Regions from separate parts of the Homo sapiens genome. Here region 1 is linked to region 2. Evidence: read pairs that join two places in POLR2A ChIA-PET (ENCODE). Cell type or tissue: A673. All regions are shown on one strand. Each heading gives the region's core, and the rest is flanking DNA. Links, peaks and the distances in the headings are about the cores only. Region 1 has its middle 6.2 kb from the start of STIM1-AS1. Region 2 overlaps KCNQ1 (potassium voltage-gated channel subfamily Q member 1).

Evidence for each region. ChIA-PET counts read pairs that join two places held together with the same protein. Peaks named below come from ENCODE experiments on the same cell type or tissue, not always from the same donor. Only the 100,000 strongest peaks of a DNase experiment are listed, where the experiment ranks them.
Region 1: POLR2A ChIA-PET joins it to region 2 with 16 read pairs; 1 of 35 experiments calls an interaction of 5 or more read pairs at or near these places.

Annotation. Positions count from the first base shown.
Region 1 is chr11:3,847,161-3,851,528 of GRCh38, forward strand. No RefSeq gene overlaps it. Among named protein-coding and RNA genes, the nearest start is that of STIM1-AS1, 6.2 kb to the right of the region's middle. In A673, for the core only: CTCF peaks have their summits at 2,265 (motif pointing right) and 2,467; a DNase peak (open chromatin) is centred at 2,261.
Region 2 is chr11:2,748,204-2,752,591 of GRCh38, forward strand. The region is part of intron 11 of KCNQ1 (potassium voltage-gated channel subfamily Q member 1); the gene reads left to right. Among named protein-coding and RNA genes, the nearest start is that of KCNQ1OT1, 50 kb to the left of the region's middle. In A673, for the core only: no CTCF peak of the experiment used is centred there; a DNase peak (open chromatin) is centred at 2,598.

The DNA of each region.
Region 1 (4,368 bases), core at 369-4,368, 1.1 Mb after region 2:
TCGACTCACTGCAACCTCCACCTCCCAGGTTCAAGCCATTCTCCTGCCTCAGCCTCCCGAGTAGCTGGGACTACAGACGAGCACCACCACGACGGCTAATTTTTGTATTTTTAGTAGAGATGGGGTTTCACCATGTTGGCCAGGCTGGTCTTGAACTCTTGACCTCAAGTGATCTGCCTGCCTCAGCCTCCCAAAGTGCTGGGATTACAGGCGTGAGCCACCACATCTGGCCAATCTTTTGTTCTTGACTCTCTCAAGGAACTAAATGGATGAAGGGTGTGTGGACAATGGCCATGCCCTATTTTCCAAGAGGGTCCCTTCTCCCAGGCAGGCAGAACAATAGTTGTCCCGTTAGCCTCCAGGACAGCTTTGCATCTTTGACATTTTCTAAGCCCAGTGGTAGTACCCACATCATCTGGCATAATGCCCCTCTGGGAAAGTTCTCCTTCCTCAGTCCTGGTATTCTAAGAGCAACCCAACTATAGCTGCCCAGTTGATTCGGGATTCCCTGGGGAAATTTTCCCCAATTCTCATCTTTGCCATTTACTTGCTGTGTGATCCTGGAGAAGTTGCTGAATAATAATTTAGGAAAACAACTTAGATATGTTTTACATATGCTTTACACGTATTAACTCAATAAATATAACAAGTCTATAAGGCAGGTAATATTATTTCAATTTTACAGATAAGAATACTCACAGATAGGCCAGGTGAGGTGGCTCACGCCTGTAATCCCAGCATTTTGGGAGGCCGAGGTGGGTGGATCACCTGAGGTCAGGAGTTCAAGATCAGCCTGACCAGTATGGTGAAATCTTGTTTCTACTAAAACAAAAAGTACAAAAATTAGCCGGGCATGGTGGTGTGCACCTGTAATTCCAGCTACTCGGAGGCTGAGGCAGGAGAATTACTTGAACCAGGGAGGTGGAGGTTGCAGTGAGCCAAGATCATGCAATTTCACTTCAGCCTGGGTGATAGAGCAAGACTCTGTCAATAGCAAAAGCAAAAACAAAAACAACACAAAACAAAACAAAAAACCTCACAGATAGCAAAATTGAACGTGTCAGTTTTAATTTCCTTTGTAAGATGAATCTAAATTGTGTTACACCTCAGGATTGCTATGGATATTCATTATATGAGATAACATGTAAGCTCCAGGAGGGCAAGAAGTTTTGCTTGTTTTACTTAGTGCTATATTCCTAGTGCCTAGAACAGTGCCTGGTATGAAAATACTTTGCTCAGTAAATATTGGTTGAATGAATGATTGAATGTAGCACGTTTAGCATAATATCTAGCAGACAATAGTATCTTCCAAAACCACAGCTATTATTTAAACTTGATCTGTCTTGCCTGCTCACCTGGTCATCTAATCAATCACCAAATATTTCGCAAATCTGAACACTTTTCTATTCCCGTCATTATTGTCCAAATTAGACTTCAGGTCTTGTCCAAGGTCACACAGCGGTGAGCTGGGTTATCAGTACAGGTCTGTCAGACCATGTCACTTGTTTCCAGCTTCTACCTTTTCCAATACTTTCTCAGCACTATTGCCAGAATAATTTCTGCAAATCACAGTTACCTGATCTTGGTGTAATTCTTTAACGGCTCTGAAATTCCTTGCAGAATAAGAGCCAACATTTTTGAGCACATTACTCTACGCGAAGCACTGTGCCAATTGTTTTACACTTATGAACTCATCTAAGCCTTACAGGATCCTACTTTTTTCAGATGGAGGAATCGGAGGTCAGAGAGATTGAGTAACTGGCCCAGAGTCACACAGCATTGCTTGGATGTGAATCTAGGCAGTCTGATCCTAGAACCCCACTTACTCACCCACACACCCCAATCTGTGAGTCTGCACAGCCTGACTGCTTTAGACTGTTACTTGTCCTTCCTCTGTGCTCCCTCACCTATTCCTGTACCAATCCCTCTCGAGACATATTGACATGTACTAATTATCTCTACACACACACACACACACACACACACACACACACACACACTCACCCCATTTTTTTCCCCGTAAAAATGGACCTCTTTGAGAGTAGGAACTAAGTTGTTACAAATAGGTGCTCAGTAGGTGTTAAATGAATGAATGAACATTGCAAGCAAGATTCTAGAACTCACTCTGAATGAGGAGATGATTCTCTGTGTGAAACTAGCCTAGGAAAAGCTGTTGCTAGAAGCTAAGGTCTCTCCTCACTCTCTACCCACCCAGACCTTGGGCAATTTCTCAGCGATAGCTATACTTTCCATTTTTGGACACCAGGGAGCGCTACTAATAATGCAACCCAAACTAGGGGATTCCTAAATTTTTCTGAGCAGATTTTGGACTCTCAATTATTATTTCTAGCAAAGTCTCCCTCATTTTCTGAATGAAAGCTATTGGTAACCAGAAACTCTGCGGTGTGAAGAAAGGACAGTTATGCTGCTGTACAGAACACACATCATTCATTTATTCACTTAGCGAAACGTTTATTGAGTACCAGCTATGTAATGGGCAACCTAGACTGTGAAAATATAAAGATGGATAAAATGCAGCCCTTGATGAGCTCAGAGGCTAATGTAGAAGATATACGCTTATTAAATAATCATAATTCAGCTGCGCATGGTGGCATGTGCCTGTAGACGCAGCTACTCGGGAGACTGAGGTGGGAGGATCTCTCGAGTCCAGGAATTCAATGCTGCAGTGAACTATAATTGCACCACTGCACTTTAGCCTGGGCAACAGAGTGAGAACCTGTCTCTAAAAATAAATAAATAAATAAATAAATAAAAAAGAATATTCCTATTCAAAAAATAAAACTCACTTAAGTCCAGGAGGTTAAGGCTGTAGTAAGCCATGATCATACTACTGCACTCCAGCCTGAGTAACAGAGAAAGACCCTGTCTCAAAAAAAAAAAAAAAAATCATAATCAAATTACATAAGTACTCTAAGGTATAGAAGAAGACTGAAGAGACAGGGCAAGTCAGGCAAGGTGTTAAAGTGGGGTGGAGCTTTTGAGTTTTGCTAAAAATCATAACCCTTGATTTATGGTAAGGTAACATCACTGGTCAGGGCATGGATGCTTTTATTTCATTTGAGCTGAGACTTGAAGGATGGGGAGGGAATCCCAAAGAAGAAAGCAAGCTTGGCTCTCACCTACCACTTTATCTCCTGAGCCTCAGTTTCTTCATCTTTAAAATGAGTAAAGTAGTCCCCTCTTATCCATGGAGAATGTATTCCAAGACCCCAGTGGATGCGTGAAACTGCATATAGTATCAAACTCTATATATATTGTTTTCCTATACACATACCTATGATAAAGCTTAATTTATAAATTGTACACAGTAAGAGATGAACAAAAATAACTAATAATAAAATAGATCAATTGTGGTCTCTCTCTCTCCTCTCTCTGTCAAAATATCTTATTGTACCATACTCACCCCCCAGGTTTTTTTTTTTTTTTTTTTTGAGATGGCTCGCTCTGTCACCAAGGCTGGAATGCAGTGGTGCAATCTTGGCTCTCTGCAACCTCTGCCTTCTGGGTTCAAGCGATTCTCCTGCCTCAGCCTCCCGAGTAGCTGGGATTACAGGCACGTGCCACCACACCCTGCTGATTTTTATATTTTTAGTAGAGACCAGGTTTCACCATGTTGGCCAGGCTGGTCTTGAACACCTGACCTCAGGTGATCTGCCCTCCTCGGCATCCCAAAGTGCTGGGATTACAGGTGTGAGCCACTGCACCCGAACCCCATAGTCACCTATTTTTGGACAGAAGTTGACCTCAGGTCAACATGGGGACCACCGTGTAGCCCCTGTTTTATCTAGCAGAGCTTCTGTGAGGAAGAGATGAGATAATACATGTGAAAACTCTTGCAAACAGTGGAATAGAGGCATAAGAATTAGTTAATCCAATTTGATTTAGCCAACATCTTCAGAACATCTAAGCAAGGCCCTAAGATTAATGCAAGGGAGATATACTGCATAGGTATAAAAAGAGAGATGGGGAGAAAGCTCTCTGTTTCCTCCTGAAGCTTACAATATGTTGAGGGGGTCCTTTCTTTTTTTTTTTTTTTAAACAGATTTTTGCTCTATCACCTGGGCTGGAGTGCAGTGGCAATCACAGCTCACTGCAGCCTCGACCTCCTGGGCTCAAGCCATCCTCCTGGCTCAGCCCCCTGAGTAGCTGGGACTACGGGGACACACCACCATGCCAAGTTAATGTTTGTATTTTTTTGTAGAGACAGAGTCTCACTATGTTGCCTAGGCTGGTCTCAAACTCCTGGGCTCTAGTGATCCTCCCATCTCAGCCTCCCAAAGTGCTAGGATTTTAGGTGTGAGCCCTAGTACATACCTGGGTTCTTGCAAGGGTCACACTTTTAGAAGG
Region 2 (4,388 bases), core at 281-4,280:
CCTGTCTCCTTGTGTCCCCAGACCTCGGGCGAGGGAGAAGCAAGTTCCCCTCAGGAATGCTGGTGAAGCTGGCATGCCCCCACCCCCTAGCTCACCCTGGGTCCACGCAGGGCCTGCTCCCAGAGTGAATCCCAGAGGTGTGCCTGCCCCACCTGTCCCAGTAAGGGTGGTTGTGTGTGTTGGGTAGATGTGGTGAGGTGTGCTGGTGGGGAGGGTCCCTATCAGATGCCCCTGGGTACCTCCCCAGGCAGGGCCCTCAGCACCTGATGCCAAACCAGGCTCCACTCTTCCTCCAGGTGAGCCCGAGGGCCCAGCTGGGCGTCCACGTGGAGGTGTGGGGCCCGGGTGGGACAAGCCTGGCAACCAGGACCCAGCATGAAACTGCAGGTGCAGGAGCCCCAGCCAGCCTGGAATGTGGGGGCTCAGAGGCCACCCAGAGCCCACAGCAGGGACTCCCCACGCCAGGCCCGGCTGGATCACAGAGCTTCGGGTCCAGCCAGCTGCTGCTGCCCCTCCCTCTGGGCCTCAAGACCATCTGTCACGTGACAGGGGCAGGCTAGGCCTTTCTTGAACTCACTGTGAGCTACAGAGACTGTGTTCTGGCCAGGTGAATGGTGCCCCTGGGGGCCAAGATCCCCACCTCTGGTCTGGCAGCTGGGTGTGCAGGGGCAGCCCCAGACCTCCAGAGTGCCCTCTTCCCCTCTTTGCGGTTGTCACCCTGTCCTTGAGTCTAACTGGGGCTGTGCTGCCTTTGACGTGAGCTATTCAAAATGGCGGGAGGGGCGAGGCCTCTGGAGCAAGGAAAGAGAGTGGTGGCTGTGTCCAGCAAGTCCCTGTTGCCACTGATAGCATAAAAAGTAACTCTGAAACCTGGTGGCCCTACAGTTGACACACATGGGGCCGCAGGAGGAAGGAGGCTCAGGCCAGGCCAAACATCAGAGACCTCAGGTCTGTCTCCTTTACCAAATGGGGGGCTGTTCCGCCAGCACCCCAGTAGGGAGGATGAGAGGATGCCATGATTTCCAGGGTGGTGTCAGAACCTGTCTGCCAGGGCTCTGCAGGGAGGGGTTTGGGGTTGAGATTGGGAGACCTAGAAATCGAGGGGTGTCGGGGGCCTCGGCTGGGGGGCAAGCACAGATGAGGATGGAAGCAGCTCAGTGTCACTCAGTCTGCACTGGGAATGGGGGATCCCAAGGCCAGGGCTCTGCCTGGTGCCAACTGTGTGACCCTGGGCACGCTGCTGAGCCTCTCTGGGCCCCAGTTCCCTTATTCGTACAACGGGAATGATCGAGGAGTTAACATGTGTTTAAAAGCACCGAGGCTTGGCCGGGCGTGCTGCCTCACGCCTGTAATCTCAGCACTTTGGGAGGCCGAGGCGGGCGGATCACGAGGTCAGGAGATCGAGACCACGGCGAAACCCTGTCTCTACTAAAAATACAAAAAAAAAAAAAAAAAAAAAATTGTCCGGGCGCGGTGGCGGGCGCCTGTGGTCCCAGCTACTCAGGAGGCTGAGGCAGGAGAATGGCGTGAACCCAGGAGGCAGAGCTTGCAGTGAGCCAAGATTGCGCCACTGCACTCCAGCCTGGGCAACAGAGCGAGACTCCATCTCAAAAAATATATATATATTAGCTGGATGTGGTGGTGGACGCCTGTAATCCCAGCTACTCAGGAGGCTGAGGCGGGGAAACACTTGAACCCGTGAGTTGAGATCATGCCACTGCACTCCAGCCTGGGCAACAGAGTGAGACTCTGTCTCCAAAAAAAAAAAAATAAAAAGTACAGGGGCTCTACACGGCGCCCTGAGAATTGTGTGTAAATGAGTGAAAATGGGGTGAGAGGGAGGGAGTGGGAACAGCCAAGAGGCCAGGAAGCGGAGCCTGGGTGCAGGGGCATCTTGCTGGTGAAGCTGGGGAGAGACCTGCGCAACCCCACCTGAGTGAGGCACTGTGGGCCCAGAGTCCAGGTCAGCGCCAGGGGCAGCAGGGGCTGGATCTCTGGGGAAGTTGAGGAATGACATGTATTCCAGGGAAGAATTGGGCCGGAGGCTGAAACAGGACGACAGAGCCCTCAGCCCAGGGCGGAGGACATGGGAGACGGGGGTATAGCTGTTGGGCTTGTGGCTGGCCTGGCCTAACCAGTTGGGGGAATCCATGGGAGGCTTTAGCCCTGCTCTGTGAACTGCTGGGCCTTCCTTAGGGGCCCTGGGGAGCCTTCCCAGCAGAATGTCCAGGCTCCTGCTGGCCCAAGCTCCAAGTTCTCTGGCTCCCAGGGTCTGTGTGGAATCCACCGGTTTCACCCCACGTCTTTTCCTCTCCTGCCTGGTAACCCTCTCTGCAGAGGCCCTGGCTGGACCAGTTGCTTTGCAATTCACAAGGCTTTGGAAGGCAGTGCTCACAAATCACTTTTCTAGACGAAGACCAGTAAGAAGCCCATGTCATTCTTCTGAGACATTAGGGGTTTTCTCTCCCTTGTTTTAATCAACCAGTTCCCAATAAGTCATTTCAGTCAGGCCATTACCAATGGCTCATAATCTCCTGGGCTGCTGGGCGAAATGGGATCCCCTGGCTCTTTCACTGAAAACACTTTTCTTGTTTTCTTTCTCCGGCATGCTGGAAGCCGGCCAACTCGCCAGTTCCATTAACTTAATGAGGGCTGACAGCCTGCGACAAACGTCCTCATAATCTCCCCAGGATTTAAACGGGGTCCTCCCCAGCTGCCTGCCTACACCCCAACCTCGAGGCTCTTTACCTCTGTCTGTGCACCCACCCAGCCCCTCCTGGGAAAAAGCCAGGACAAAGATGTATTTCTTCGCTAGCTCCTTCCTGGTGGCTCTGTGCAGGCAGCCTCAGACCTGTAGGCCCTCTGCCCAATTTGGGTCACCCACAGCCCCCGCACCCCACAGCAATTTCTTGGGAGCTGATCATCCCCAAAGCTTGGAACTACAAGGCAGTGACTGGTTTTGCCGGGCTCCGCTCGTCCCTCTGAGCGGAGGGTCACCCTGGTCACCATGAAAACTTTATCCTCATCCACACCTTTCTTTCTCCAACTAGCATGGGAATCAGTTTAGGGTCCTCCCACACCCTCATCCAAACCCTCATCTCCCACCCCCCACTTGCAGAGAAAGCCCCACGCTCTCAGCAGAAACGGACGCCAGCGTTTAGGAGCGGGTGGGCTCCCGGAAGGGGGCTCTATGGGAAAGGGGAGGCAAGGCTGAGCAGCTGCCCAAAGTGAGCATCTGTCCCACGTTCCACCCCCAGGAAACCCTCTCTCCTGACGCGGGGACTTGCGTCTCAGTGCAGAGGGCAGTGGAGGGACAGTGCAGCTCCGAAATGAGCATCTGAGTTCACTGCTGGTGGGCACCATCCCGGCCAACAGGCCACTAGTGTGTTCTCCCTCTTTCAAACGGGGCGGCGACCCTCGTCTGACAGGCGGCTGTTCTGAGAGCGGTGGCTGTCCCAGGGAAGCCCTCGGTGAGCGTAGCGTTACCATGGTTTTTAAATTAAAGCATCTGCAGATGCGCTGTGTCCCTGCAAGGGCAGGCAGATCGGGACCCCAGGGACTGGTCCCCATAGCCAAGGTGTTCAGCCGCCCTGTCCCCTACACAGAGTGCCTCTCCCACTGGCTCAGGGTGAGGGCAAAATGGCACTTGCAGAACATGAGGCCCGGCCAGCTTTGCCCTATTCCCCCCATAGCATGGCTGACCTTCCTCTGAGCCCCTCGTGGATGCCCACACACGGCAAGACGTTTCCTCAAAGATGCTCTTCTGCAAAGCTGCACTTTCTCGGTTGCCGCTGCCACCTTGGCACCTCTCTGGGGTACCTTGTACTGCCCTGTCCTCCCCACGCCCTGAGGGGCCGTCCTAGGCAGCACTCACCCTGGTCATCCCTGTTTCCACCACAAGACTGTTTGTAGCCGAGCTTGGGAGTTGTGTTGTGTAGTGTTGACTTGAGTTGCATCGTGTTGTGTTGACTTGAGCTGAACTGTGCTGAGTGTTACTGAGTTGAGGTGACTGGGTTGATTTTAGCTTCACAGGTGATCTGAACCCAGCTGAGTGGCTTCCATGGAGCTGATCTGAACCCAGCTGAGTGGCTTCCATGGAGCTGATCTGAACCCAGTTGAGTGGCTTCCATGAAGCTGATCCGGACTAAGCTAAACTGAGTTTCATTGAGCAGCTTGTTTAGCTGGTGTGTGCCAGGTGGTCTCTCGGGGGGTCCGATGGGATACCTAGTGTCTTAATCTGTTCAGTCTGCTATAACCAAATACCTTAGACCTGGTGATTCATACTTAGGAATTCATTGTTCTGGAGACTGGGAAGCACAGGGTCAGGGCGCCAGCAGATCTGGTGTCTGGTAAGGGGTCTGTCTGATTCATGGAAGTCAGCGGGCTGT